Linked DNA regions of Homo sapiens: region 2 is linked to region 1. A link is a loop called in an ENCODE intact Hi-C map of the cell type or tissue named here. Cell type or tissue: right lobe of liver. All regions are shown on one strand. Each heading gives the region's core, and the rest is flanking DNA. Links, peaks and the distances in the headings are about the cores only. Region 1 holds the start of FETUB (fetuin B). Region 2 overlaps KNG1 (kininogen 1).

The links. Peaks named below come from ENCODE experiments on the same cell type or tissue, not always from the same donor. Only the 100,000 strongest peaks of a DNase experiment are listed, where the experiment ranks them.
Region 2: it touches region 1 in a loop (2.7-fold over the local background); 3 of 110 quality-filtered maps call a loop at or near these places.

What each region holds. Positions count from the first base shown.
Region 1 is chr3:186,626,317-186,642,598 of GRCh38, forward strand. It overlaps FETUB (fetuin B), which reads left to right and starts at 14,083. Exons shown (of 7, transcript NM_014375.3): 1 at 14,083-14,369; 2 at 14,714-14,824; 3 at 16,155-16,242. The coding sequence starts at 14,145. HRG-AS1 (HRG and FETUB antisense RNA 1) reads right to left here. Exons shown (of 3, transcript NR_187317.1): 2 at 15,638-15,812; 3 at 15,193-15,307. In right lobe of liver, for the core only: a CTCF peak has its summit at 7,984 (motif pointing right); DNase peaks (open chromatin) are centred at 5,062 and 8,085; H3K4me3 peaks cover 478 bases; H3K27ac peaks cover 1,342 bases.
Region 2 is chr3:186,726,407-186,742,688 of GRCh38, forward strand. KNG1 (kininogen 1) reads left to right here. Exons shown (of 10, transcript NM_001102416.3): 5 at 831-938; 6 at 5,139-5,223; 7 at 6,096-6,268; 8 at 12,693-12,800; 9 at 12,922-13,008; 10 at 15,116-16,282. The coding sequence ends at 15,925. Among named protein-coding and RNA genes, the nearest start is that of KNG1, 17 kb to the left of the region's middle. In right lobe of liver, for the core only: no CTCF peak of the experiment used is centred there; a DNase peak (open chromatin) is centred at 6,775.

The DNA.
Region 1 (16,282 bases), core at 3,039-11,038:
ACAGAGGTCTTTCTGATCTGTTTTGCGTTTTTTGATATACATGTGGCAGCTTGTCTGGTCCATTTTAACTCTCTCCTCCCCTGCCTCAGCCACCTTCAACGACCCTGCTGATGGCCCACCCATCCAACATCTGCATCTCCTTCCATCTTGCCTTCTCTACCTCCACAGCGTTTCTGCCACCCCCTGGTTCCCTCAGTCACACCCTCATGGATAAGTGGTCCTCTTCCTGGATGGCAGACCTTGTGTCCCCCTCACTCTGCCCTCAGCCACCTTTTGTTCACCTTTGATTCACGCCTGATCAGCTTCACTGAGAGCATCAATCCCTCTGTCCTATGTATTGTTCAAGGTGTCAGACACTTCCTGGCTTCACTTCCTTGTCTTCTGGACCCAACCCCACATGGGTCATTTCAAAGATATTCATGTAAGCACCCTCTGTGGATCTTAACCTTCTGTCCTCCAGACCACATGCCTTATCGGGGCCCAACTCCAGCTGGACTTTCTCTCTGTTCCTGTTCCCATCCTGCGGTTCTCACTGAAGGGCTCTCCGGAGCGTGGCTTTTGATGCCCTGACAAAGGTTGTGCTCCATCCTCAGGCAGGATCCCCTCAGAGCCCCACCATTATTCTTGTCTCTTCATGGCTTCATTTCCCACTCCCCACAATGACTCAGCTACATATTTTCCCCTCTCAAATCCTAATCACACCTCCACATCTCAACCCTCAACAGATGAATCTCCCAGCTTCCAAAGAAAATAAAAGCTATTAGGTAAAAATTCCCTCCAATACATCTCTGAAGTCACCCACTCTCACCTCCTTCTCTCTGGCTCAGAGGAAGTATCTTTCTCCTCTGTTACGTTGGCTACTCCTCCCACCCTCACCTTCCCTGACCACTTCACCCTTCCCAGCATCCCTTCCACCTACACCAGCGTCACCCTTTCCACTGACCACACTCTCAGATGACACCCATGCTAAATGATCACTCTCCTCTGATTCTACGTTCCTCTCAAGCCATTTCCCTATTTCCCCCTTTGTTTTACTACCAATCCTCCTTTTAAAAAACATTTATTCCATGGTGTATATGTGCCACATTTTCTTAATCCAGTCTATCATTGTTGGACATTTGGGTTGGTTCCAAGTCTTTGCTATTGTGAATAGTGCCGCAATAAACATACGTGTGCATGTGTCTTTATAGCAGCATGATTTATAATCCTTTGGGTATATACCCAACATATACACCGTGGAATACTATGCAGCCATAAAAAATGATGAGTTCATGTCCTTTGTAGGGACATGGATGAAGCTGGAAACCACCATTCTCAGCAAACTATCGCAAGGACAAAAAACCAAACACCGCATGTTCTCACTCATAGGTGGGAGTTGAACAATGAGAACACATGGACACAGGAAGGGGAACATCACACACCGGGGACTGTTGTGGGGTGGGGGGAGGGGGGAGGGATAAAAAATAAATAAATAAATCTGTATTTCTAAAAAAATAAAATAAAATAAAAAACAAAAGCCAAAAAAATTGATTTCTAAAAATTTCTAAATGCGACGTTTACTAAAAAAAATTATGGAAAACACTGAGAAGTTGAAGGAATGAAAATAAATGCCTCCCACAATCCCATATCTCAAATACAAACACCATTAACATTTTCCTATATTGCGTTACCTTCCTTCCGCCTCCCACCTGCACCACTGTGCAGGGGTGCTTTATAAAACACAGCGTTGTGTCACGGCAGTGTAGTTTCCATTGCTGTCCTGCTTTGCAAGTTAACATTACAACTTAAACATTTTCTATGTCACTAAACATCATAAACATCATTTGTGATGGCTAATTGGTATTCATCAAATGTAGCCAAATTCAAGCTGGTACCACTTGCTGCACAACAGCCAGTAAGTCAAGAGACAAGGCACTGGGGCAAGGAAAGCAACTTTATTCTTACAGCAATATTTATTCTTTCTTTAGTCTTCTCAGCAAACTGAGAAGATGGGCAGACTCATGTCCTAAAAAGCCATCTTAAGTTAATATGCATTTCAGGCTCCTTTTATGTTAGAGTAAGGGAGAATAGGGAGGCGGTTGAGGTAAAGAAATAACCAATGACAGGCACCTGGGCGGCAGCAAGGCTCTGAGGAGGTGAAACTTCCTTGTCCTTGGCCAGGTCACAGTGCTCTTATAAATCTTTAACATGACATCGTTACTTGTGTGTACCCCCTTCTTTTCTCCTTGGGAGTTAGTTTTGGGAAGAGACTATTATCATCCTTGCTTTAATGTTAAACTGTAGGCTGGGTGTGGTGGTTCACACCTGTAATCCCAGCACTTTGGGAAGTCAAGGCAGGTGGATCACTTGAGGCCGGGAGTTTGATGCCAGCCTGGCCAACATGGTGAAACCCTGTCTCTACTGAAAACACAAAAATTAGCCAGGGGTGGTGGCAGGTGCCTGTAATCCCAGCTACTTAGGAGGCTGAGGCAGGAGAATCGCTTGAACCCAGGAGGCGGAGGTTGCAGTGAACCGAGATCATGCCATTGTACTCCAGCCAGGGCGACAAGAGCGAAATTCAGTCTCAAAAAAGAAAAAAAAAAAAAAGTTAAACTGCCAACTAAATGCCTCCCATAGTTAGGTTGGCCTGTGTGCAGAGATAAGCAAAAGCAGTTAACCTAAAAGATATCATTTTGGATGGAGTTGCAGGGAGATTGGGAGAAAAATGAAGTTAGTCGTGTTAAGCCTCCTTTTCACTGTTACCTAAATGGAAGTTTACTTAACCATTCTCCTGTTGTTGGACATTTAGATGGACACTTTTTCGTGCTTGTAAATGGCATATCAATAAATATTATTATGCATAAAAGCTTTCCTATATGTGTGAATACTTTCCAAGGTAGAGTCTCAGAAATATAACTAATATTCCAAAATAATATGAATATCTTACGACTCTTGACATGTATTGTCAAAGTGCTTTACAAACAGATTTTGCCAATCTACACTTCCAAAACCTGAGTGTGCCCATCTCACTGAACCTTTGCTATCACTTGGCCTTATCATTTCTCTCCCCTCAAAATACCAACGTATAACTGTCTCAGTTATTAAGAGATAACTTATCATCTCTTCATCACATCTCAATCCATTATACCTTGGTTCATATACACACCAGTGTAGTAAGATTATTCTGGCAAAGGTCATTGTTGACCTTCTTATTGTCAAAACCTTTGACCCAGTAATTTGTTTTTCCTTCTTATGCTATTTGGTCTCTCGCCAATGTTTGATGTTATTGCCTACCTCCTACTTGGAACTCTTTCTGCCTCCATCTCTTCCAGTTACCTCTAAAATATTAGGGTTCCTGAGATTTTCACCTTTATTTTTCTCACTTTATATGCTCCCATTGATAATCTTATCCACTCTTGTAACTTCAGTTTATTCTGTCTAGACTCCATCTCAAAAAAATTTATTTTATTTTATTTTTTGAGAGTCTTGCTCTGTCGCCCAGGCTGGAGTGCAATGGTGTGATCTCGGCTCACTGCAGCCTCTACCTCCCTGGTTCAAGCAATTCTCCTGCCTTAGCCTCCCTAGTAGCTGGAATTACAGGCATGCACCACCACGCCCAGCTAGTTTTTTGTATTTTAGTAGAAATGGGGTTTCACCATGTTGCCCAGGCTGGTCTCCAACTCCTGAGCTCAGCGAATCCACCCACCTCAGCCTCCCAAAATGCTAGGATTACAGGCGTGAACCACCACACCCAGCTTATTTTTTATTTTGAGACAGAGTCTCACTCTGTCGCCCAGGCTGGAGTGCAGTGGTGCCATCTCAGCTCACTGCAACCTCTGTCTCCTGGGTTCAAGCGATTCTCCTGTCTCAGCCTCCCAAGTAGCTTGGATTACAGGTGTGCACCAGCACACCCAGCTAATTTTTGTGGGGTTTTTTGTATTTTTAGTAGAGATGGGGTTTAGCCATGTTGGCCAGGCTGGTCTTCAACTCCTGACCTCAAATGATCTGCCTGCCTTGGCCTCCCAGACTGCTGGGATTACAGGTGTGAACCACTGCTCCTGGCCTTCTATTTATTTTTTTAAAGGTCTTTCCTCAACCTTGTATTCTTCTCTTTAATGTTTGTTTTCCTTCTATTTATAAACAAGATTTTATGAACAATGGTCTATACTTGCTTGTCTCCACTTCCTGAACTCCTATTCATTTTTTTTTTCACAGTAATCTGGCTTCTATCCCCACCACTCCTCTGAAACTGCTACCAACAAAGATCACGGGGGAACTTCTGGATCAAATGGATACATGTTTAGCCCTTTTTTATTCAAGCTCTCCATGGCATCTGACCCTCTGACCACGCCTTTCCTTTTTGAATGCAATCCTTCCTGGTCTATGGAGCCTGTCTTTCTTCTCTGCAGCCTTTCAATCTCAGACTCTTTTTCTTTTAGCTCCTCTTCCTCTGCTTCCTCCTTAAATATTAGTTTTCTCAGAGCTCCACCTCATTCTCATCTCATTGCCTTACCTGCCCTCCCAGAATGAGCTCACCCTCTCCCAAGATTTTAGCCTCCACCTCTGGCTAATGATGATCTTGCTCATCCCCTTTAAACCTTGAGTCCGTATACCCAACACATATTATGAGTCTCCACTTAGAGATCGCTCAGATTCTTCAAATTTAACAGCCTCAAACTCAGGTCCCCATCCCCTCCCCCTTCCAAATCTGCTCTATTCCTGTAATGGTAGCTCAACTCTTTGACTCGGTCAAATAACCTGAAAACTCTGGAGTCATTCTTGATCCCTCACCCTTTCTTGCTGCCATATTTTATGAGTCACCAGGTCTTGATTTCCTACATCCTCATTATATCTCGGATCCAGTCCTTCCTCTCTGTTCCCACTGTCACTTCCATCTTTTCAGCAGTGTCTCCTCTGACAGGATTTTCTCATTCACAACTGTACCACTCAGGGTTCAACCAGGTTTAGCATAACCAGGGAGGTATTATAGGGAACTGGCTTATGCAATTGTGGGGGCTGGATAAACAGTCCCTGTAAGGCTGTCTCTGTATCTGATGCTGGAGCCTGAAGTCCACAGGGCTTATGCAATTGTGGGGGCTGGATAAACAGTCCCTGTAAGCCTGTCTCTGTATCTGATGCTGGAGCCTGAAGTCCGCAGGGCAGGTGTTCAGAAAGAGAAGATGGATATGACGTAGGGGGAATTGACAGCAGATTGGAACCCACAAGCATGAGCTGAGACCCTACAAGGATGGACCGTCACCCACATCTGTTTTTGTTGCCTATGGCCTTGGTGATAAGGGTATCCTGAAGAAGCTGGGGCCTTTCATCGCTGCTACCTGGAATGATCTTTCTGAGAATCTAGTTCTTAAAACCTTCAGTGATTCCCCAGTACTTTTAGTATGCTATGCAAATCATTACAGCACAGAAGACTCTCAGGCTTTTGCCTCACTACTATTCCACGCTTAATCTTGTCATTCCCTCGCCATGCCTCTTCTCACCTCTTCCCTTCCACTTTCTAGCTCTCTCTCTCACACACACACACACACACACACACACACACACACACACACGTGCACACACACATAATATCAAGCTATAAAGAATTACAGTAGAAAAAAATTTACCCATAATATTTGGGGCCTGGTTTACTCAAAATTAACTATCTTAACTCCAGAAAAAAGAACACTTGAACAATTATGTTGTTACCTGCTAAAACATATAGAAGGCAATAATTGTCACAAATTTTACATTACAAGCCAGATATCTCAAATATCATGCGAGATTTCATATCAAAGAGTGTTGCCATGTTCTCATCAGGGAGGCTGTCCTCCCTGTTGTCACTGACCAGTCCTTGGCAGCCCTGTGGTGTCTGTTATCTTACACTCGAGCAAAGGATTCTTCAATTGTTACAATGCAGAGGATTGAAAACTAGGCACTTATTTATTCATTTATTTATTTATTATCTTTTTGAGACAAGGTCTCGCTCTGTCACCAGGCTGGAGTGCAGTGGCACAATCACGGCCCACTGCAGCTTTGACATCCTGTGCTCAAGTGATACTCCTGCCTCAGCCTCCCGAGTAGCTGGGTCTACAGGTGCATGCCATCATGCCTGGCCAATTTTTAAAAATTTTTTAAGAGATGGGGTCTTGCTATTTTGCCCAGGCTGACCTAGAACTCCTGGGTTAAAACAATCCTCCCAACTCAGCCCCACAAATTGCTGGGATTACAAGCATGAGCCACTGTGCCAGCTAGCTTTTTAATTTTTTATCCCCAACAACTAGCATAGTGCCTATCACAGAGCAGTTACTTCACTCACTGGAGAAGAACTTACGACATTACTTGAATGAAGGAACTTTCTTCTTACCCCCTAAACTCCTGATCCACCAGTCCATGGAGGAGCCCAGAAAGTCAAGCTTCACAGCCTCTCTCTGCCTTTTTTTAATTTATTTTATTTTATTTTATTTTATGTTATTTTTGAGATGGACTCCCACTCTGTTGCCCAGGCTGGAAGGCAGTGGCATGATCTTGGTTCACTGCAATCTCCGCCTTGCAGGTTCAAGCTATTCTCCTGCCTCCGCCTACCAAGTAGCTGGGACTATAGGCACGCGCCACCACACACGGCTAATTTTTGTATTTTTAGTAGGGATGTGGTTTCACCATATTGGCCAGACTAGTCTCAAACTCCTGACCTCATGATCTGCCCACCTTGGCCTCCCAAAGTGCTGGGATTACAGGCGTAAGCCACCTCTCCTGGCCTCTCTACTCTTTCAAGATAAGTTTTTGTTTACTGTGCTTGGAACATTCAAATGAAGATCATTTCCTAATGCTTTATCCACTGCTGGTGTGAAGGCTATTGTTATAATATTTCTGGAGAGCAATATGGCAAATTATTATAATTATTACTTAATTTTTTTTTTGAGACACGGTCTTGCCCTGTCACCCAGGCTGGAGTGCAGTGGCACAATGATAGCTCACTAAGTGCTCAAACTCCTGGGCTCAAGTGATCCTACCACCTCAGCCTCTGAGTAGCTGGGACCATAGATACATGCCGTCAAGCTCAGCTAATTTTTAAAACATTTTTTATAGAAATGAGGTATTGCTGTGGTGCCCAGGCTGGTCTTAAACTCCTGGCCTCAAGTGACCCACCCACCTTGGGCTCCCAAAGCACCGGCATGAACCATTGTACCAGGCCTAATATGGCAAATTATATCAGAAGCTTTATCATTAATTATTGCCCTTGACCCAGTGATTCCATTTGAGGCATTTGTACTAAGCAAATTATTAAGGATATGAACAAAGATCTACTCACAAGAATGTTAATTGCAACATTGTTTATAATAGCAGAGAATTGGAAACAATCTACCTGTCTATCAAAGACAGTTGGCTTGAAGAACTGACTCACCTGTCAACAGACTATTGTGCAATAATTAAAAATTAAACTGCAGAAGTGGGTTATTTTATATGTCAAGATGGTCAGGATCTATTGTTGGATTTTAAAAGCAAGTTACTATATAGTAAGTATACTACTACAGTATTTTTGTATAAAAATGCATGTGACATATGCATACAGGAAAGTCTGGAAGGACATCCATCAACTATTAACAGTATGGTCAGATATTTTTGTCTTTTTATTTGCTTTTTAATTTTCTGTAAGGTGCATATCACTTTGGTAATATTCTTCTAATGAGAAAAAAAGTTTAAATAACTTGTATTGAGTTCTCTAAGCCCTCCACCCAGCTCCATTCATAGTCATAAATACTTTTGGACCAAAAGAAAGAAGAAAACAATGACCAATTACGAAGACTTACTGTTGGATGGGCATATATCACATACATGATCTCATTTAGTCCCATAAATATGCATGTTGTCTCCATTTTTACTGATGAGAAAACTGAGTGCCAGAGAAAATAAATGGTAGTTGTGCCTGAAGTCACACGGCTAGTAACAGATCTCATCTAGCGGATCTACCCAACTATAAGCTCCAGCCCTTTCCACTACAGCACACAGCAGAGGGCTCTCCTGAGAGCACCCACCTCTGAGGCCATGGTCAGCACTGAGAAGGGTGAAAATAAATCAGTTCCCAGGGTCATTGTCCTCTGATGTAAGCCCACCAGAGGTCAGGGACCTTTGCGTTAGCAGAAGCTGGGTCGAAGCCACGGGGGTGTATATTGGCTTGTAGTTAATGGATAACAATGTATTTGTCTGAGTATTGACCCATGATAAACAACAGCAACCAATATCATGCACTCACTGTAAACACCTGGCCAGAGAGTCTTGGGCTCAACTCCTGGCTGGATGTGTGGTCTTAGGCAGGTAATTCAATTTCTCAGGATTTTGGTTACATCATTTCAAGAAAGTAGGGTTTGGCCTACTGACTCCCTAGGGACTCTTCAACCTCTAACACTTTATGATTCTTTGATGAGTTGCAGATATCATGCACTTTTCTCTTTATCCCTAAGTATCTCAGGGTCTAACTTTCTCTTACATAATCACCATATAGCTATCAAATTCACAGAAGTTAACATGTATACATTATTACATAATTTGCATTCCATATACAAAATCTGCCAACTACCCCATGATGTTCTTTAGAGGAATTTTAACTTCTTATCTCAAGAGCCAATCCAGAATCAAACTGATCACATGTTCATTTAGTTATGTAGTCTCTTTAGTCTCCTTCAATCTAGAACATTTCTCCAGCCTTTATCTCTCATGAATTGACATTTTGGAAGAGTACAAGCTAGTTGTCTTGCAGAATGCCCTTCAATTGGGTTTGTCTTGTCTTTCCTCATAATTAGCGTAGGTTACCTGTCCCCTCTGGAATACCATAAAAGTGATGTTGTGTCCTTCTCAGTGCATCGCATCAGGAAACACATGGTATCTGTCTGGCTTGTTATTGGTGATGTTGATTTTGATTATTTGGTTAAGGTGATGTCTTCCAGGTTCCTTTGGTATATAATTATAATTTCTCCCTTTACAGTTATTAAGTAATCTGTGGGGAGATACTCAGAGACTATGTAGATAACCTCTCCCATTTCAAATATTTACTCCCTAGTTTTAACATATATTGATGATTCTTGCCTGGATTTGTTACTACAATGATGATTGCAGAATGGTGATTTTTCTAACTATCATCTCTTCTATGTTTAGCAATTGGCATTCTATCATAAGCAACAAAAGCCTATACCTCCCAACAAAGCCTCATGGGATGAAATGTACGTACCTCACATTTAGCACAGCGCCTGGCATTCAGTAGGCAGGTGGTCGTGTTAATTCCCCTTTCCTTCTTTGGTCAGGGTATGGGTAGTACTGCTTATGATGGAATTTGGCAATAAAACTACCCATTGGGAGTGACAGCCATAAGAACCAGCAGCACTGGGTGAAGCAGTCCATCTACAGGGTTGCTGCACTCTCTGAGTTGGCTTGTAAAGATGTTGATGAGGTAATCTGGGAAGAGCCCAGGTCTGTGCAAAGTGTAGGGCAGCTCCTGCGAAAAAAGACTGTACCTAATTAAAGCTTAGCCTTCTGCCTATCACCCTGCCTTCAATTCAGGATTTAGGGTGTATGCCTGGCACTGGAATCCAGCTAACCACCTGTATTGTTACCAGGTGTTCTGAAGTGACAATGCAATCTGTTCGCCAGATATAAAAGGACAATCAGAGAGGAAGAACTTGTCAGCATTTGTCCAGCCCTGCTGGAGAGCCACTAGGAGAGGCATCAGTCTCCAGTACAAATTAACAAACCGGCTGCTGGCTTATGTATCAGTTGCCTATGCATAGGGTCAGTATACTCACCCCCAGGCCTGAACAACTCTGGGTCCTCAGGAACCCTGAAGGTGTGACTGGCAAAGCTGAGGCCCTGGCTCGGGAGCTGCTTCCCTGAGAGGACTGCGCCTACAGCATCCTTGACATCTTTTCATAAACCAGCACAACTGTGAGTATGAGATATGGCTTGAAGATCCTACCTGCCCCCTTCTTATCTTTTAGAATTTCTTTGGTGAGGTACTAAGGGCAAACTGCATGCCAGGCACTTAGTGTATAAAATCTCCCCTGGTCTTCACGTCCATCCTGTGGATTAGCTGTAGCCTCAGAGAATGTGAGAAACACATCCTTGGACAGACCTGATGAGTGGCGGAGCTGGGATTTGAACCCCTGTGCTCTTAGCCATACCGCCATAGGGATTTGTGGAGGAAATCCCACTTTTGATGCTATAAGGCAGATTTGCCCTAAGAATATTTTTGATTCCGAAAAGTGTTCTCTAAACATTTTGATTTTTTTCCACACATTGTCTAAATATGGCTGATAAAAGTAAGAGGAAGAGGGAGATTCCAAACATAGGATACTTCAGGAAGGAGTCAAGGAGAAACTGCCACAAGGTAGCCCTGAGGCTAGCAGGTGGTTTGGGAGCAGCAAATACTATCCCAATGACAGAGGAGACAGCTGCGAAAGTTGCAAGGACATAGAAAGTAAACGACGTGATTTACAGTTTTCGCCTTTACAGCTCCTGCAGGAAAAGTGAACGCTCTGTTAAATACGCTCCCTGCCTTGTGCCTCAGGCATACTCTGTTCTTCCTTCAAGCTCCAGAGTGAATGTTACCCCCTCTAGGAAGCCTGTCTTGACTTCCCCAGTAGAACTAGTTTCTCCCCTTGGTGCGTTCCTAGCATCCACTCCTTGAGGGCAAGAACCATGCCTTCTTCTCTGAAGCCACATAGGTTGGATGCAAACCCTGGCTGTAAGACCTCAGGCAGGCAATGTAACCTTTCTGTTCCTCAGCCTCCTTATCTGTACAATGGGAATAATAGTGGCACCTACAGGCCTCGGTTGGTCATGGGCTTACATGAGAGAAGGAACACAGAGTGTTTAGCACAGGGCTGGGCACACACTGAGAAATATCAGTTTCATATATAGTGCCGGGCTTTGGCAGTGGTTGGAGGAGATGTTCATTCAGTGTTTGTGGAAGGAAGAAAAGATAAAGGGAGGAAAGGGAAGAGAGAGAGAAACACAGCAACTAGCTGTAGAGACCATCATGTACCAGGCAGCTCCCACCTGGTATTTTGGAGCCATGGCTGCCGTCCAGTTTTGCTAAGTACACATCCTGTCCCCTTAGGCCAAGACTTGGTACCTAGATTTCTAATTCCCCAGATGCCTAATCACGTGTGCTGTGTCTCTCTCAGCTCTGCAGCCAACAATGTCTCACCTGTCTGATCTCTCCCTGTTCTCAAATCAATAATCCTAAGTCACTGCCCTGGATCACACCTGTGTCAGGAGGTGGGCAGGCCAGGGAGCCCCCTGCCTCTCCCTCCTCACTCAGGGAAAATCAGCCTTGTTTCTCCCAACCTGGTTCACCTGGCGATGCATCCATTCAAGTGTAACCAGAAAAAGGCCACTGGCAGAGTCACATAAGAATCTGCACCGTGGGAGACAAAGTGAGGACCACAGGGTACAGTCACAGCACTGACAGCTGTCCTTGGACATTGTCTCTGGACGTCCTGTGCACCAGGGCTGTGCTAAGCACCTTTGCATACTTCCCCTGTGATAAGTCCATATTGCAACCTCAGGAGATGGAGAATCCTGCTACCTTCCTTTTACATGGGAGGAGCCTGAGGCTCCCAAGAGCTAGACCTGGGCTGTCTGATAAGGTACCCACATGCAACTCTTGAGCGTCTTAACTGTGGCTACTCCAAATTGGGGTATGCCATAGTGTGAAACAAAGAATGTAAACTGTGCCTTTCATAATTTTTATGTTAATCACATATTGAAATTATAATATTTTGGATTGACAGGTTAAGCAAAATATTGTTAAAATTAATATCATCTGTTTCTTTTTACTTTTCGAATGCAGATACCAGAAATTTTAAAATTAAATATGTAACTTGCATTGTATTTCTATTAGACACACTGGATTCAACAAAACCTAGATTGATCTATCTCCACAGCCTTGTTCTTCACTCCTGAGCAGAAATTTAACTTCCATGCTGATACTAAAGTTGTTCCCATATGTGATGGGAACCAAACACAAGTGTACCTGGGTTGGGCTTCTAGGGAAAGAGGAACTCTATTCTCTTTCTACAGGCAGGTGCAACTGTGCATGTATACATATGCTGGGAGTGCCATTGTTTTATGAATAAGGAAACAAAATGCTGTGTGGCACACCCAGTGTCACAGGCCCTCTTACCGTGCAGTGGAAGAGGTGGAATTTAAACCCAAGACTGCCTGACACCAAAGGCTGGACTCTTCCCCTGCTTCCTCTCCCAGGGCTCCCATACTCCACAGCCTAGGAGAAGGCCAGCTCAGGTTGTTTGAGACTGGGTTGAAACCCAGGTGCATAAGTGGTGGTGCACGATTTCCATGTTATTGGATCTTTTTATCTGTTTGAGTCCTGCCTTTTATTTTAGTTGCACTCATGGCCTTCACCTATATAAGTCTAATATATTCCTCAGGTCCCAGACCATTCTCCTCCTCTTTGTTCTGCATCCTCAGGCCCCAGATCCTTCTCAACCTCTTTCTGTACGTTGCTCAAGCTCAATGAATGTTTGTCTCCTCACTGGCTGAAGCTAAACCTTTGTTGTGCCCCAGAATCTGAATGTCTGGTTTCTGTACCCATTTTGCTAGTATCGTTCCTATTTGAAAACAATGCCTACAGCCCACATCCACAGAGCTGGGATCTTTAGATTTGGGTTTTTCAATCAATCCTCAAAAACTATTTCTCTCCAGAAATTAATTAGGGCTGTGCCTCAGTTAGTTTTATGTAGTTATAACAGAATATCAGAGACCAGGGAATTTATAATGAACAGAAATTACTTTGGCTCATGGTTTGGGGGGCTGGGAAGTCTAAGATCGAGGGGCTATACCTGCTGAGAGCCTTCATGCTACATCATAACATGGTGGAAGGCATCACACAGGTGAAAGGAAGAGAGAAGGGGACCAAACACATCCTTTTATCAGGAACTCACTTTCAAGATAATGGCATATTCCATTCATGAGGGTGGAGCCCTCATCAGGATAGGATAATCCTCTCAGCATTACACAATAGCCACCACTGTGTACCAGCAAGCACACAGAAGGATTCAGCAGTTCCTAAACTTATTTGAATGCAGAATCCTTGGACAGGGACAGGAAGGAAGAGAAGGGCTAGGAGTAGGGAGAGAGTTAGGGGGTGGTTACTCACCTCATGGACTAGGGCTTTATAGAATGCCCTTCATGATAACCTCTTCTAGAGGCTTCTTTCCCATTTTGTCTCTTTTCTCTCATGACAAACTACTGCTGATATGTGTTTTTTGTTGAAATACAGTTTTTAAAAGATAATTGTCTTTTGTATGGTCCCAATAAGTAGAACCTTTCTGAATCACAAATAGAAGCTAAAAAAAAAAAAAAAAAAAGAAGGCAAGAGTCCCAACCAATGTGTTGCCACCCACCTGCCCTTCAGTATCTTTCTTTTAGCAAGAGTATGGGGCTTTAGTCTCTTAATGAGCTTGCTTCCATACATATGCATAAAAGGAAGAATAGGCTTGAAATACAATGTGAGAACTTTTTATATCTCTTTGACTTTTTCCCCTTAAGTAAAGTCATTGTTTAAAAATAACTTAAATGATGATAAGTAGAACATTTTCCACCCAGATGGCCAAAGTGCTTAAGGAATCTCAACTGTGCTTCTGGCAGATGACTGTGGGGTTCAACTACCTCCCTGATCTAACAAGGGCTTTGCACACAGAGTGTCAGCCAGGAAGTCTGAATTCACCAAGCACCACTGGGACATAAGATAACTATTAGAGTGGCCAAGGAGACCTCCACAGCAAAGGTGTTAGGGGAGAGGGGGAGAATGGGACAGTCCTCCATATTCCTATTCAGGAGGGGACCTGCAAATCAGAATCTAATCATAAGAGCCTTGAACAAATGTTATGATTTCTCAGGAAACAGTTGGGAAACTTAAATTCATTTGTATGTACAGGTGGATATGAGGTTGCTCAAGGGTCTAAGGTTAGAATCATTGGGAAATGCTATCCAAAGTACTGACTTAGGAAAATCCAAGTTCAGAATTCAAGGTGAACTTGGTTAGCCCTTCCAGTTGTAACAAAACCGCTCAAGTCTGCCTTAAAGAGCCTTACAAGCCAGCCAGTCCCTGCAGCTCCACAAACTGACCCATCCTGGGCCTTGTTCTCCACAGAATGGGTCTGCTCCTTCCCCTGGCACTCTGCATCCTAGTCCTGTGCTGCGGAGCAATGTCTCCACCCCAGCTGGCCCTCAACCCCTCGGCTCTGCTCTCCCGGGGCTGCAATGACTCAGATGTGCTGGCAGTTGCAGGCTTTGCCCTGCGGGATATTAACAAAGACAGAAAGGATGGCTATGTGCTGAGACTCAACCGAGTGAACGACGCCCAGGAATACAGACGGGCAAGTAGGGACAGTTCCCACTCTGGGGCAGGGATGTGGGCAAGCTGGAGAGACTGGCCAGGGTGAGGGAACCCAGAGACACCCTGGCAGGTGTTTTCTGTATTGGAAGCCCTGCCGAGAACTCTCTGTTCTCCTCTGCCAGGGTCAGCAACAACGCACTTATTGTTAGTAAAAACAAGTGTTAACAGTGATCCTACTCTGACACTTGTGTCAGATTTAATGGTTTACGGGGAATCTTCACAAATATTCTTTGGCTTTGCCATAAAGCAGGGGTTTTTTTGTGTGGTCTTTCTAGGTTTCTACTTCCTGTGAAATGTATTGCATTTCTCTACCCCTTCCCACAGGGTGGCCTGGGATCTCTGTTCTATCTTACACTGGATGTGCTAGAGACTGACTGCCATGTGCTCAGAAAGAAGGCATGGCAAGACTGTGGAATGAGGATATTTTTTGAATCAGTGAGTGCTTGTTTTTATAAACCATTAAGGGCCCTAGGGAAAGCAAGTAGGTACACTCTTTCTACAGGGTCAAGGGTGCTCAATATCTGTCATCTTTTAAATGGCCCACTTTATAATCTCCTGGCAGGTGCCCATAAGCTTATTCTAATGCTCTAGACAGAACAAAGTTTAATTCATGAGAGGGGTTTCTGAGAAGTCCCATTGGGGTCATGCAGAACAGAATGGAAAAGTTGCCCCAAGTTGTGTTTTTACCTCCAAGACCTTCCGTTAGGCTCTGAACCAGTGTTTCAATTGTGAGAAAAAGACCTGAGGTGTGAATATTCTGGACGTGGGGTTAATGTAGACTGCAGAAGTGATGGAGGTAGAGCTTTGTCTATTTGTTTTATTTTGCTTTGTTTCAATAAACTCCGATGCCAGGTTTGAGGGGAGGAAAATGGATGACTTGCAGTATGAAAGCTCTCAAGGGCGCCGTGTAAGGATTTCCTGAAACCACAGAGCATAATAAAGGGCCTCAGAATTAATCTTCTAAAGATGATCATAGAAGAGACTTGAAAATAGATAATCCATTTCATTTCATTCTTAATTATCCTGGGATGATTTTCAGTAATTGATATAAAACTTTACAGTGTGAGTACAGAATAGTGATGTAAGTGTTTAGAAGAAAACTATTTGATCAAGATATTTTCCTAATCATGTAGCCAATTGGTCAAACTGTACCCAACTTGATTTTGAAAAGTGAATATCCTGTTGTGAATTATATTTGTTATGGTGACACTAGCTACTAAAACACAGACACAAAAACTGTATACTCACTCTAACATGATAGAAGTTCATTTCTCACGCATGTAAAGTTGAAAGTAGAAGTTCCTGATTAGATGGGTGCTTTGCTCCAGGGGTGATTTGAGACCCAAGTTTATTCCACACTCTGGCTCTAGACTCTGCAGCCTCAGCTCACGACTTCCATGGTTACCTGCTCATCTGCATCAAGCTGTGCACAGAGAAAGAGCATAGAGGACAGTGAGAACGTGGGAGACCCTTATGAGCCAGATCTGGAAATGGTTACACCTCACTTCTGCTCACCTTCCTGTGGTTAGAACTCAATTATACACAGTCACACGTGTTGGGGAGGCTTGGAAACATATTCTAGCTGTGTCCTAGGGAAAGGTTAAACAGTTTGATCATCAACTGCAGTTCCTCCCAGCCAAAACCACAGAATTTGATCTTAAGTTTCTAACTACTTTAAAAGAAAATGTCTGACTTTAATTTTGGAGGTATTTTAAAAGCTCATAGTTGCATTCGCTATGTCATAAAATGCATTTGTTGGTTTCAGGTTTATGGTCAATGCAAAGCAATATTTTATATGAACAACCCAAGTAGAGTTCTCTATTTAGCTGCTTATAACTGTACTCTTCGCCCAGGTAAGAAATCACTACGATTTTGTTAGTTTTAATAAAGGAT
Region 2 (16,282 bases), core at 3,310-11,309, 100 kb after region 1:
AGTATCCCAAGTAACTGGGATTACAGGCACCCACCACCACGCCCGGCTAATTTTTGTATTTTTGGTAGAGACAAGGTTTCCCCATGTCGGCCAGGCTGGTCTTAAATTCCTGACCTCAGGTGTTCCTCCCGTCTCGGCCTCCCAAAGTGCTGGGATTACAGGCATGAGCCACCACGCCCGCCCCTCCCAGACTTTTCTGATAGTTGACTGGGTCTCTTGTATTTCAGCCTCTTATTATGAGTGATTCCCTTTGGTTAGTAACATTCTCTGCATTTAATAAACCTTACAACTTGCTTTCATGCGAGCATGCTTTACTCAATTATGTCCGTATAGTGCTATCAGGGTGGGAGAGGCCCAGAATAAAGTAGAAGAAATCTTACTACTTGGTAACCTGGGAGCCTGAGGACCCAACAGTAAAGACCACTCCCCTCTAAAGTTTTCTTTATCCGTCTAGAAGGGCATTATTATTTTATGAAATTCAGTAAACATTTCTCTCTGCAGCCTGGCAGAGGAAATATTGTTAGGATTCACTTAAGGAAATCCATGTTCCAAAACTGGCTGAAAAATAGAAAAATATATATATTGCTTGTCATTTTCAGATGGCTAGCGGTGTATGTGTGTGTGTGTGTGTGTGTTTGTGTGAGAGATATGAGACTCTTAAGGTGCTCAATGTTTATTCAGCATTTTTTTGCCTAGTAATAATAATATTTTATATTTCTTGGGCACTTATTATATTGCCACACTGTTTTCTAAACTCCTCATAACATTCATATCCCACAGCGAATAATGTTTAAACTGCCCTTTAAATATTCAATCTGAAATTGTTTCAGGTGGTGGCTGGATTGAACTTTCGAATTACCTACTCAATTGTGCAAACGAATTGTTCCAAAGAGAATTTTCTGTTCTTAACTCCAGACTGCAAGTCCCTTTGGAATGGTGTAAGTAGGCAAAAATTTAATGATAAAGTTCTTAGCATTTTGTTTACATTTTGTGGTAACTATCAAGCTGGGTGGGAAGACTGTCACGAAAAGTTTAGATGACATTCAGCAATTCATATTCACATTTACTTGGGAAGACTAAAGCTCACGTCACTGGTCAAGCTGCCTTACCTAACTGGCCAAAGAATCTGCACAGCTAGCAATAAGTATTTTTTTATAACTTTATTTTATTTTATTTATTTTTTGAGACAGGATCTCAATCTGTTCCCCAGGCTGGAGCACAGTGGTGTGATCTCATCTCACTGCAGCCTCCACCTCGCATGTTCAAGCTATTCTCCTGCCTCAGCCTCCCAAGTAGCTAGGACTACAGGCGCCAACCACCACGCATGGCTAATTTTTGTATTTATAGTAGAGACAGGGTTTTACCGTGTTAGCCAGAGTGGTCTCGAACTCCTGACCTCAGGTGATCCGCCCACCTTGGCCTCCTAAAGTGCTGGTATTACAGGCATGAGCCACCGTGCCTGGCCAGCAATAAGTATTTACAGAGCATAACCAGGGACTACGAATAGATAAAATGCTTGAACGGTCAACTGTATCTTTGTTATGTCTCCACACTTTCCCATTTCCTTTTCTTCCCCAGGTGCTCAATGCCCATATGGTGTTCCCTTGCTCTACCCAGGGTTATTCTTCATGTCAAACTTTTCTCTGTTTGTTTTCTCATCTTCCCTTCCCTACCTTTATCTTTAATAAACAGACCCTGAGTCTCTAGCCCTTAGTGGTCCTTCTTAGCATCGTATCTTGTTATCTGAACCAAAATTATATTAAAATGGTATATCTCAAGGTAGTAGTAGCTAGCGAATGTTAAGATGGCGAAGACATGATATGTGCCCAGGGATGTTTGCATTTGAGCAGAAGACTGTGCTTTAGCCAAGGAAATGCTGCAAGTCCTTTGATCTAGTAATTCTGCTTCTAATTCATTTATATGGGAAATCCAGACCATAAGATGTTAATGTCAGTTGTTTTTTAATAGAAAAATATTGTAAACAAATAGTTTATGCAACATTACAGAATGGTTAAGTAAATTACAGTATATCCATACAGTAGAATATGATACAGCTATCAAAAATTTTTAGTTTTTAGTGACATAGTAAAACGGTTACAATGTTAAGTAAAAAACAAAAAAAGTGGGATACAAAACTATACATACGGATTTATTTAAATATGTAAAATAAATGTAAATACAAAAAGTGATGGAAAACAAATTATGACAAAATATAGAATGTAGTTAACTTTCAGTTGGAATTGTGGGTGCTTTTTCTTTTTTGAGAAGAGGTCTTGCTCTGTCACCTTGGCTGGAGTGCAGTGGTGCGATCTCGGCTCACTGCAACCTCTGCCTCCCAGGTTTAAGCAATTCTCATGCCTCAGCCTCCCTGAGTAGCTGGGATTACAGGCGCCCGCTGCAACGCCAGGCTAATTTTTGTATTTTGGGTACAGATGGGGGTTTTGCCACGTTGGCCAGGCTGTTTTCGAATTCTTGATCTCAGGTGATCCACCCACCTTGGCCTTCCAAAGTGCTGGTATTACAGGTGTAAGCCACTGCATCCGGCCGCTTTTTCTGATTCTTTATATTTTTTGGAAGTTTTTGATATTTCCCGAGTTTTCTAATTGAGCATGCATTTATTTTATAATTGGAGAAAAAAGTAAAAAGGACACTATCAAGAGAGTAAAAATACAACCCACAGAATGAGAGAAAATATTTGCAAATCATGTATCTGATAAGAGTTTAACATGCAGAATATATAAAGAACCTCTTTTTGTTCATAAAATAACAAGTATTAGAAAGGGCATGGAGAAATTAGAACTTTTGTACATTGCTGGTAGGACTGTAAAATGCTGCAGCCATTATAGAAAATAATTTGGCAATTTCTGAAAAACTTAACTATAGAATTACTATGTGACCCAGAAGTTGCACTCTTAGGTATATGCCCAAAAGAACTGGAAATGCATATTCAAACACGTGTTTATACATGAATTTCTATAGCAGCAAAATTCATAATAGCCAGAAAGTCAAAACAACCCAAGTGTCTATCAATAGGTGAATGGATAAACAAAATGTGCTATTATATATACACAATGAAACACTGTTCACCCTTTAAAAAGAATGAAATTCTGATACATGCTACAATGTGGATGAAGCTTGAAAATATTATGTTAAGTGAAATAAGCCAGACACACACAAAAAATATTGTATGATTCCACTTATATAAAACACCTAGAATAGGCAAATTCAGTCAGAGACTATTGGAGTTGCTAGAAATGTAATGTAGGCTTTTCTTTTTTTTTTTGAGACTGAGTTTTGGTCTTGTTGCCCAGGCTGGAGTGCAATAGCGCGATCTTGGCTCACTGCAACCTCCGCCTCCCGGGTTCAAGTGATTCTCCTGCCTCAGCTTCCCGAGTAGCTGGGATTACAGGCATGTGCCACCACGGCCGGCTAGTTTTGTATTTTTAGTAGAGATGAGGTTTCTCCATGTTGGTCAGGCTGGTCTCGAACTCCCAACCTCAGGTGATCCGCCTGCCTCAGCCTCCCAAAGTGACTTATCACACAGCACCTGGCTATGTTTGTTTATTATTCTTTTTTCCCCTCACTTCTGGAGACCTAGGCATAGGTCTTTCTATTTGTTTGTTCTATTTGTTTGTTCTATTTGTTTTTCTCCCTCTGTTTTTAAATTATGAAATCATGTCGAGTCAAAAATTAACTTAGAATGCTGTTCTAATAACATTATATGGAATTCTCATTTTTGTTATTTTGTTTTTTTTTTCCTTATCCAAGAAAGACCCTAACTTTATTGGCAAGCATGTTTATATTTCCAAGTATATTGTTTTTGTTTGTTTAAACATGTTATGAATTTTTAGAGATTATTTTTTCTTTTTGGTGCTGAGGTGAAAGAACATACCCTGTATTGTTTCTGCTTTGTAAAATGTATTGGATCTTTTTGTGACCTGGTGTAAAAACAATTAAAAATATTTGTATGATACTGGCCGGGCACGGTAGCTCATGCCTGTAATCCCAGCATTTTGGTGGGTGGATCACTTGAGATCAGGAGTTCGAGATCAGCCTGGCCAACATGGCAAAACCTCATCTCTACTAAAAATACAAAAAAATTAGCCGGGTGTGGTGGCAGACGCCTGTAATCCCAGACACTTGGGAGGCTGAGGCAGGAGAATCACTTGAATCCAGGAGGCAGAGGTTGCAGTGAGCTGAGATTGCGCCACTGCACTCCAGCCTTGGCGACAAAGAGAGACTCCATCACAAAAAAAAAAAAAAAAAAAAAAAAAAAAATATATATATATATATATATATATATATATATACACACACACACACATATATATATACACATATATATATACACATATATATATACACACACACAAATACATACAAATTAGTATGATACTTATGAAAGTATCATTTAAAATCATATGTAGCATATGAAAATACCATTTAAATAAATCTTTAATATGTTATTCAAATCTTCTATGTTCTTGTTTATTTTTTATTCACTTGCCCTGTCTTAGATTTGTAATTGCATACTAAATTTTCCCACCATATTATTTCTATCCATTTCTATTCACGTGTAATTTTTTCTACTTTAGGTATTTTGATTCCATGCCTTCTGGTCTATGCTTTTGAAAAATAAAATGATCATTTTTACTACCTTTAGGAATGAGTGTTTTGTTCTCGTGAATTTTACTTTGTCCAATATTACTAATACTGTAGTTCCTGCTACGTTTATATTTGTCTCACGTAGCTTTGTTCATCTGTTATTTTTAAGCTTTATACATTGTTTTTATCATAAGATGATTCTTGAAACTGTAATACATTGATTTGGTGTTTTAACAGTGTGAAAGTCTTACCTTATTTTTTTAGAAATTTACCTTTTTACTTACATGGCTGTTATTTCTGTACTAGATCTTCCTGCTTTCCATGTGCTCATGTATATGCATGTATTTGTTGATGCTATTGATACTATTACCTTAGTATCTCTTTTGCAGTAAGACTATGTTTTGCTTCTTTCTTTTTTTTCTATGCAATGATTTGGAAAGTACACGTCCTATTCTTCAATTTTACTAGTTGTTTACTTTTAAGACTCTAAAAAATGTTTTTAACTGAGCACTTATATGCTTTTTAAAAACCAGGATACCGGTGAATGTACAGATAATGCATACATCGATATTCAGCTACGAATTGCTTCCTTCTCACAGAACTGTGACATTTATCCAGGTAAGGAATAACACATGTTGGCACCGCAATAGAGGAATAGTGGTCCCAGACAACTGGCTGAGTCTTTTCCTATAAGTTGGGTTTTGGTTCCCGTGATATACTCCAAAGTCTGTGTAACCTGCAGACACAGATGCACCCCTTGATGAGAACACTGTACCCCTTCGCTGCCCAGTTGTGCTGCAGCTCAGACTGTTCTTGTCAGAATGGTTTATGAAGACAGAAGGGAAATGTATGACCCCTGGGCAAAGTTGGCCTTTGGGTACAATGCCATCTGGTCTCTCTTCTCTGTAAGTTGTCCTTAAGTCAGATGTTGTAAGTTGAAGAGACCTGTATTTTATTTCTAAGCACTCAGAACAAAACCCTTTCAATTAAGGTGGTTTTTTCCTGCATGTTATAATGGGAAGAAATGGAGATAGTGTGAGTTTGTGGTCAGGTCAGTGTTTCTTATAACAAGGGTGTGCTTTTCTCATAGTTGGAAAACGTTTGTATGCGTTCCATGAGTAGTCTGAAGCTGCCTGTTCATCAGAACCATAGCACTTAAACTTTTCTCATGAGAGTCACTCCTTTAAATTAAGCATTGCTTTTTACAGTTTCCATCAAAAATGCAAAAATTCAGGAAAAGTGTAGCGTTTTGTTGGAGTTACTCGCACTTTCCTATTGAAAATGTTTCCCTAAGTACACTGTGCTCTGAGGAGGAGAAAAGAAGAGAGGCAGGAAGTGAAAGTCAGACAGACAACCTTCCCCCACTCACTACTGGGCCTGGGCTCCCATGTAGCCCCTTATACATGTGGATGCTGGTTCTTGTGCAGGAGGGATGCTAGGCCAGGCTGCTACTTCAGTGTACATGTTGACTTAAAACCTGATCCTTTCAGGGAAGGATTTTGTACAACCACCTACCAAGATTTGCGTGGGCTGCCCCAGAGATATACCCACCAACAGCCCAGAGCTGGAGGAGACACTGACTCACACCATCACAAAGCTTAATGCAGAGAATAACGCAACTTTCTATTTCAAGATTGACAATGTGAAAAAAGCAAGAGTACAGGTGTGTAAACTATACTACAAAAGCAGTAACACTATAGTCTATGTGCAAATTGCTGACTAATTTTGCCACTGATCTTGGCTCTGGATTGGGAAACCATACATTTGATAATGTGATTTGGTGCATTAGATTTGGTAAATTAAGTGCCAATCTCCCTGTATGCTTCATCCCGGACAAGTATTTTACAACATTCTCTCTGTTTTCTATATGTAAAGGACTGAGGTGAGGATCAAATAAGTTAATATATGTCAAATCACTTTTTCAAACTCTAAAATGCTATATAAATACAATAGCAGCTGGGCGCGGTGGCTCACACCTGCAATACCAGCACTTTGGGAGGCCAAGGCGGGTGGATCACAAGGTCAAGAGATCAAGACCATCCTGGCCAACATGGTGAAACCCTGTCTCTACTAAAAATACAAAAATTAGCCGGGTGTGGTGGTGCACACCTGTAGTCCCAGCTACTCCAGAGGCTGAGGCAGGAGAATCGCTTGAACCTGGGAGGCAGAGGTTGCAGTGAGCCGAGATTGCGCCACTGCACTCCAGCCTGGCAACAGAGCGAGACTCTGTCTAAATAAATAAATAAATAAATAAATAAATACAATAGCAACCATGATATAATTAATAAAATTCAGGGCTAGGGCCAGGAAGACTTACGCTATGTCTTTCTGGACTCATCTCTCATTATAACATCACATAATGTCTTGGGCTCAGCCATATCAGTCAATCCATCATTGCCAAGGCTCCACGCTTTCTTGCCTCCATGTCTTTCACCTACTGTTCTCTCTGCCTGGGATCCCGCTCTCCTGCAAATGTACCCTCTGGGGATTCATCTCTCCTTTCATGCCCTATCAATAGAAGACTGACAGGAGTGTCTTCTGGGAGTCAGGAGACTCAGTTCCACCATAGCATCTGCCGCTCACATCCCAGATCACTCTGGGTGGTCATTCAAACGTTCTAAGCCTTTGTGGCCCCGTCTGTAAAATGAGTGACTGTATTAGAAGAGCCTACATTTTGCCGGGCAGAGTGCCTCATGCCTATAATCCCAGCACTTTGGGAGGCTGAGGCAGGCAGATCACCTGAGGTCAGGAGTTCGAGACCAGCCTGACCAACATAGAGAAACCTCATCTCTACTAAAAATACAAAACTAGCCAGGTATGGTGGTACATGCCTGTAATCCCAGCTACTCGGAAGGCTGAGGCAGGAGAATCACTTGAACCCGGGAGGCGGAGGTTGCAATGAGCCGAGACCGTGTCATTGCACTCCAGCCTGGGCAACAAGAGCAAAACTCCTTCTCAAAAAAAGAGAAGAGCCTACATGTCTAGCAACTCCAATAGTCTCTGACTGATGTCATTATGGACAGACCCCTATTTTAGAGACTAAAAATTGGCTTCCCTAAATACAAGCTAAATAAAAATAATCAAAATAGAGCCAAATTGTTACAGCAAGCCAACATAATCCTCATAATCTGGTGAAAAAATTCTCACTAAAAAGTTCATACTTTTGGCTCAGAATTGAATTTCTAGGAATCTAAAGTAGGAGTCTTTATATACAATGATATTCACTGCAGTTTTAAGTATAACAGCAAAAATAGTAAACTGTCAAAATGATTAATATGAGAATGATTAGATCATGTCTGGCATATCCTCAGAATAGAGTGTTAAGCAGCAACTTAAAAGCATCTTTGTGCGGAGCTCTTGATATGGGGAATGTCTTGTGTTATAATATTCAGTGAAAAAAAGGAGGCATAAAATTGAATATACATGATGTTATCAGTTGTGTTATTTTAAAGTACAGAAAATAATGTGGGAAAAAAAAGTGGCTCACGCCTGTAATCCCAGCACTTTGGGAGGCCGAAGTGGGTGGATTGCTTGAGGTCAGGAGTTTGAGACCAGCCTGGGCAACATGGTGAAACCCCATCTATAATATTAGGTTGGTGCAAAAGTAGTTGTGGTTTTTGCCAAAGTAATGGCAAAATCACAATTACTTTTGCACCAACCTAATAAAAATTCCAAAATTAGCAGGGTGTAGTGGTGCACACCTTCAATCCCAGCTACTCAGGAGGCTAAGGCACAAGAATGGCTTGGACCCGGGAGGCGGAGGTTGCAGTGAGCCGAGATTGTGCCACTGCACTTCAGCCTGGGCGACAGAGTCAGACTCCACCTGGAAACAAACAAAAAAACGAATGCCTCATAGTCATAGTGGTGATTTTTAGGTGATGGAATAACACTACTTTAATCTTTCTAATTTTCTGTATTACTTTTGTAACTGAAAAAAAGTAAACAAACTAGATTAAAGTAAATCAAAACTGATACTTTGATCTCTCTGCTACTTGAGCACTTGTTTCTATCCCAGACACAACCACCCTCTCTCTCTGATTTCATTGCCATATGACCACGTTAGGTTTACTTGAAAGGGACGCCAATCTATGCTATTCATGCTTTTTTCAGCTTTAACTTCTCACTTTATATTTCTGCTTTCTTGTGAAATTATTTTATTCTTTTTTCGTTGTTGTTTTTTAAGAGAGACGCGGGCCAGACATGGTAGCTCATGCCTGTGATCCCAGTACTTTGGGAGGCAGAGACAGGAGGATCACTTGAGCCCAGGAGCGAGACCAGCTGGAGCAACATAGCAAGACCCTGTCTCTACAAAAAAAGAATTAAAGGCCAGGCGTGGTGGCTCATGCCTGTAATCCCAGCACTTTGGGAGGCCGAGGCAGGTGGATCACCTGAGGTCAGGAGTTCGAGACCAGCCTGACCAACATGGTGAAAAACCATCTCTACTAAAAATACAAAAATCAGCTGGGTGTGGTGGTGGGTGCCTATAATCCCAGCTACTCGGGAGGCTGAGGCAGGAGAATCACTTAAACTCGGGAGGCGGAGGTTGCAGTGAGCAAAGATCATGCCATTGCACTCCAGCCTGGGTGACAAGAGTGAAACTCCATCTCAAAAAATAATAAAAAAAAAAAAGAATTAAAAAATTAGCTGGGTATGGTGGTATGTGCTTGTAGTCCCAACTACTTTGGGAAGCTGAAGTAGGAGGATTGCTTGAGACTGGGAGGTCGAGACTGCAGTGAGCTGTGATCGTGCCACTGCACTCTAGCCTAGGTGATAGAACAAGACCCTTTGGGCAACAGAGCAAACAAAAAGAGAGAGAGATGGGGGTCTCACTATGATGCCCAGGCTGGACTCGAACTCCTGGGAGCAAGCAATGTGCCCATCTCAACCTCCCAAGTAGCTGGGATTACAGGCGCACACCAATGCACCCAGCTCCCTTATTCTTTATTCTGAATGTTGTAGGAATAGGCCACCATGTATTGTATGTCAGAGGTTTGCCATCAAAAACAGAACCACTCATTCTCAAGCATGAATATCTAGTCTTCTTAGTAGTTACAGTTTTCTCTGTGGATTAATGAATCAACATTCTAGTATGCATATGTGTCTACATTAAGGATGTCAGGGGGACACAAAGAGGTAACCCATCAGATAGCTGCCAAGTCAATCTGAATATTGCAAGAATTTCAAACTTACTTTAGAGAGATAAATCTTTACTAATTTTTGCATTTAAAGAGAGCAATTTGGTTGCTTGGACATAGTCACCCAAGGCAGCCTTGATGGAAGCAGCCAATTTACTGGAAATCAATTAAACATATGATGAATTTGCTAAAAGCTAGTCTCCAAAATGACCAATTTGCCAAATTGCTAAATATTTATAGTTTTAATCTTGCCTTGGGTTTGCACATTTAGTCCTGTTTGGATGCATGTTGATTCCACGTTGGGTTCATATTTCAGATATGAAACACTTCCTGAATCTTCCATTTTCACACATTAGTGATTACAGTTTCATATAAGTTTTATTTTGCCCTACCACCACTGCTGCTGTCCCCAAGGCTGTTGATGCTCCTGTCTGCCTCTGCTGAGATGAATAAACTTCCAAGATCTGTGTGTGCACATGCAGAAATTTTTCCTTTGACAAAGTCCTAGGAATGTCAAATAATATGTAGATATATAAGACTTGATGCAAATTGCCAGAATCACCAAATATTTGCAATGATGCCAATTTACATTCACATCACCTGGGTATAAGACACCAGTTGAGGCCAGGCGTGGTAGCTCATGCCTGTAATCCCAGCACTTTGGGGGGCCGAGGCGGGCGGATCACCTGAGGTCAGGAGTTTGGGACCAGCCCAGCCAACATGGTGAAACCTCATCTCTACAAAAAACACAAAAATTAGCCAGGTGTGGTGACACTTGCCCGTAATCTCAGCTACTTGGGGGCGCTGAGGCAGGAGAATCACTTGAATTTAGGAGGCGGAGGTTGCAGTGTGTGTCACTGCACTCCAGCCTGGGTGACAGAGTGAGACTCCGTCTCAAAAAATAAAAGAAAAAAGACACCAGTTGAGGATCTTAATTTGAATTCTCTTCCTACCAGCAGTGACTGAGGCTGCTTGATTCCTATGCCTGGCCAATGCCACGTATCATCAATTTTTGTTTTCATCTTTGCCTGCATGGAAGGCTAACAATGATGTCTCATTGCTTTTTTAATGTGCATGTTTTTGTTTATTAATGAAGTTAAACTTTTTTTTAGGCTTAATGACCGTTTTAACTTCTCTGAAATACCTGCTCATGGCTTTTGTCCATTTTTAGTGTTGGGCTTTATATTCATACAGACATTGATTCTATATCATAGTTTTCCCAGCTTGCCTTTCTACTTTGCTTATTGTGATTTTTCAGAAGCAGTTTTCATTTTTCTCTAGTCAAGTTTTAGTATTTTCCCCTTCCTTCAGATTTCTTTCCTCTGCTTTTCACCTAAGAAAGGCCTTCCTCATCCTGGGTTTTGGTGAATATTTATTTATTTGTTTAGTTGTTTTTTGTTTGTTTGTTTTTGTTTTGTTTTGTTTCCCGAAACAGAGTCTCACTCTGTCACCCAGGCTTGAGTGTAGTGGCGTGATCTTGGCTCACTGTAACCTCTGCCACCCAGGTTCAAGCGATTCTCCTGCCTCAGCCTCCCAAGTAGCCGGGATTAGAGATGCTTGCAACCATGTCCGGCTAATTTTTAGTATTTTTAATAGAGACAGGGATTCATTATATGTTAGCCAGGACGGTCTCGAACCCCTGACCTCAGGTGATCTGCCCGCCTCAGGCCCCCAAAGTGCTGGAATTACAGGCAGGAGCCACTATTCCCGGCCAACACATTTAAATACTATGATTTAATACTAAATAATTTGGTTGAGAAATTGGGCCACAAAATATTTAATGGAAGATAGTGTTGAGTAGTGATTAAAACTGTTGCTAGAGATTAAAATAATTTTTTTTTCTTTTTGAGACAGAGTCTCACTCTGTCACCCAGGCTGGAGTGCAGTGGCATGACCTCAGCTCACTGCAACCTCCGCCTCCTGGGTTCAGGTAACTCCCCTGCCTCAGCCTGTCAAATAGCTGTCAAATTACAGGTGTGCATCACAAAGCCCATCTAATTTTTATATTTTTAGTAGAGGTGGGGTTTCACCACGTTGGTCAGATTGGTCTTGAACAGCTGGCCTTAAGTGATCCACCCGCCTCAGCCTCCCAAAGTGCTGGAATTGCAGGCATGAACCACCACGCCCAGCCTAAAATAATTTCTTAATATTAAAAATAGTAAGAGAACAATAAAAACCCCAAATAATTTTTCTAATTACAAAATTTAATCCACATAATTTCTATAGTAGTACTAACTCAGTATTTCACCAATTCAAGATTTGGCAGGACAATAAGGCATATTTAAAAACATTTTAAGTTTTTCTTCCTATTCCTGTTAGATTATTAGATATTACAACTTGAGCCCTTGAATTACTAGTGAATTTAACAGCTGTTGGACAATAAAACTCAAATAAATACATAAATAAATAAAAATTATAGGCCAGGCATGGTGGCTCATGCCTGTAATCCCAGCACTTTGGGAGGCCGAGGCAGGTGGATCACCTGAGGTCGGGAGTTCGAGACCAGCCTGACCAACATGGAGAAACCCCATCTCTACTAAAAATATAAAATTAGCCAGGCGTGGAGGTGGGCAACTGTAATCCCAGCTACTCAGGAGGCTGAGGCAGGAGAATTGCTTGAATCCAGGAGGCGGAGGTTGTGGTGAGCCGAGATCGTGCCACTGCACTCCAGCCTGGGCAACAAGAGCGAAACTCCATCTCAAAAAAAAAAAATAAAGAAAATTATAGCTTGCTTATTTCTTCCCCCACTTAGAAAAGGAAATGGGACCAACCGATAGCCAAATATTTTAAATATGCATGCCAAGCTTTAATGCCAAACGTGTACTTTTTTGTATGTAACTCTCTAAGTTGGTCAATTAAAATTTCAAGATTCTCCCTTAACATTTCTTAAAGATAAATGATTTATTATGCAAATATTTTTAAGCGTTTACTTTGTACTAATTAATTTTTCAGGTGGTGGCTGGCAAGAAATATTTTATTGACTTCGTGGCCAGGGAAACCACATGTTCCAAGGAAAGTAATGAAGAGTTGACCGAAAGCTGTGAGACCAAAAAACTTGGCGTGAGTAGTCATGCACCTGTCTACTTTTTCACTGGAAGCCTATTTGATGTTTTTAGAATCATTTGTTTAAATGTCTCGTGAATAACACTGTCTCTCTTTCGACTTCTGTTTTCATGGATAGCAAAGCCTAGATTGCAACGCTGAAGTTTATGTGGTACCCTGGGAGAAAAAAATTTACCCTACTGTCAACTGTCAACCACTGGGAATGGTATGATTCTAATTACAGTCAGCGTGGGGTCAGTTCTGCTCATTCTGAAAATCCATATTTGGGGGCTGAAAATGAACCATTACTGAAATGAATTGGGGAGCTATCTTTTTTAAATGGGGAGTAACTCTCACACTTCTGTGCTGATCTCTGTTTAATGGCTAGAAAGAAGAGTAACAATCCTCCTGATCACTTCTCACACATTGTCAGTGTCTCAGTGAAGCTTCTATAGACTCTCTCCTAGTGCACTGCAGTCCTGCTGTGGGGGAGCAACATTGGCTATGCCAGGTGTACCTGAGGCCAGATACAGCACTCCACTGCATTCTGCTGACATGCAAGGACCATGTGAAAAATGCATGGCTGGGCGCGGTGGCTCACGCCTGTTATCCCAGCACTTTGGGAGGCTGAAGCAGGCAGATCACCTGAGGTCAGGAGTTTGAGACTAGCCTGGCCAACATGGTGAAACCCTGTCTCTACTGAAAATACAACAATTAGCTGGGTGTGGTGGCGCCTGTAATCCCAGCTACTCAGGGGGCTGAGGCAGGAGAATCCCTTGAACCCAGGAGGTGGAGGTTGCAGTGAGCCGAGATCCTGCCACTGCACTCCAGCCTGGGCAACAAAGAGCGAAACTTTGTCTCAAAAAAAAAAAAAGAAAAGAAAAATTCAGACTCGCAAACCCCACTTCACAGCTACCGAATTTTAACCAGATCCCCAGGGGATTCATATGCATGAATCAAGTTTGAAAAGCATTCGTTGATGTCATCTTTCTTTTTTAAGTCTTAAAAGAACTCTGGGAGGTAGTAACACTTTCCCTATTGTCAAGGATGAGACACTAAAAATTAGAAAGACTCTGAGGTCCTGAGTGAATAATGACATTATCAAATGCTTCCTCTGTCCCAGGCACTATACTGAAGGTTTCACCCACATTTTCGAGTCCTCCTTATAACTCTGTGAGGCAGGTGCTGTTATTATTTCTATTTTACAGAAAGGAAAAGTGAAGCTGATGGCACTTGGATTCAAATCTTGGTCAATTCAGAGTCTACCCTTTCCATCACGATGCTGATTACCAGTAGGGTCTGGCCGGACTCCAATGACCATGTTCTTTGCATCACCAGACACTGCTTCCAATTAACACATTCTCACAGGTAGCAAAAGTGTAGGTAGAATTAATCCACAGATCGACATATTTGAAGCAGGTTACCTCTTTTCCCTCTTTTCTGATTTGGTCTTTTGTCATGTGTAGGTATGTAGATGGTGTAACACAAACATTGTCCTCAGGTTGCATTTCAAGCTTGCGAATATGTCCTAATGTGCTTCAGCACAACAAAGTGATCATGGATACATGCTCCCTATATATTCAGTTCATAAAGCCACTTAGGGCCTTTTAGGATAAAAGCAGTGATGGTGGTAATAACAGTAGTATCAATAATTAAATACTGTGCTCAGTAAAAACATAGGCTCAGAAGCTACCCTAGAGATTAGCTAGTTCAACCATCCAGATGAAGCAAAAACACTCCAGCTTATTTTACAGTTTTTTTTGTTGTTGTTTGGCTGGGTTTTTTTGTTTTTTTTTTGTTGTTGTTGTTGTTTGTTTTTTGTTTTTTTTGACAGAGTCACTGTCGCCTAGGCTGGAGTGCAGTGGCGCCATCTCAGCTCACTGCAACCTCCACGTCCTGGGTTCAAGCAATTCTCCTGCCTCAGCCTCCTGAGTAGCTGGGATTACAGGCATGTGCCACCATGCCCAGCTAATTTTTGTATTTTTAGTAGAGATGGGGTTTCAGCATGTTGGCCAGGCTGGTCTCAAACTCCTGACCTCAAGTGATCTGCTCGCCTTGGTCTCCCAAAGTGCTGAGATTACAGGTGTGAGCCACCATGCCTGGCTATTTTATGGTATTATTAACAACAATAATTAATGTCCACAAATTTTAAGATCAATCAAAAGACAAAAAAAATTATTCATCCTTTCTGGAATGTTAATATAGCATTTAAAATCTGGCAAACACCTCCCCCATTGTAAACTAAGATAACATTGCCAGATCTCAGTGTTTTTTTCTATCATCAATAGCATGATTTTTGCAGTAATACATTCATCTTAATATTTTCTGTTTAGATCTCACTGATGAAAAGGCCTCCAGGTTTTTCACCTTTCCGATCATCACGAATAGGGGAAATAAAAGAAGAAACAACTGTAAGTCCACCCCACACTTCCATGGCACCTGCACAAGATGAAGAGCGGGATTCAGGAAAAGAACAAGGGCATACTCGTAGACATGACTGGGGCCATGAAAAACAAAGAAAACATAATCTTGGCCATGGCCATAAACATGAACGTGACCAAGGGCATGGGCACCAAAGAGGACATGGCCTTGGCCATGGACACGAACAACAGCATGGTCTTGGTCATGGACATAAGTTCAAACTTGATGATGATCTTGAACACCAAGGGGGCCATGTCCTTGACCATGGACATAAGCATAAGCATGGTCATGGCCACGGAAAACATAAAAATAAAGGCAAAAAGAATGGAAAGCACAATGGTTGGAAAACAGAGCATTTGGCAAGCTCTTCTGAAGACAGTACTACACCTTCTGCACAGACACAAGAGAAGACAGAAGGGCCAACACCCATCCCTTCCCTAGCCAAGCCAGGTGTAACAGTTACCTTTTCTGACTTTCAGGACTCTGATCTCATTGCAACTATGATGCCTCCTATATCACCAGCTCCCATACAGAGTGATGACGATTGGATCCCTGATATCCAGATAGACCCAAATGGCCTTTCATTTAACCCAATATCAGATTTTCCAGACACGACCTCCCCAAAATGTCCTGGACGCCCCTGGAAGTCAGTTAGTGAAATTAATCCAACCACACAAATGAAAGAATCTTATTATTTCGATCTCACTGATGGCCTTTCTTAATTTAAGTGGCTATGGGTATTTCTTTCATACTTTATTAAAGTATCAATATCCCTCTCTCCATTGTCCAGATGAAAATATCCTGATATAATGCACCAAAAACCATGCAGCTTCGGAACAGTCTAAAGAGAAGTGGTGAGACTCCCAGTGGAGACACCATCAGTCTCCACGGACTGCATAAAATTGTGTGCCACAATTCTAACTCTTTTCTGAATCTTCTTCCCAAGTTTTCTAAACTAGCACAGTAAACAGACAAACTAATGTGCCGTATGGCCTGCTGCAATTGGCTTCTCTGATAACAAATATGTACCTTACAACATATGTCATGAATTTGCATACAAAGATTCTTGTCATTCTTAA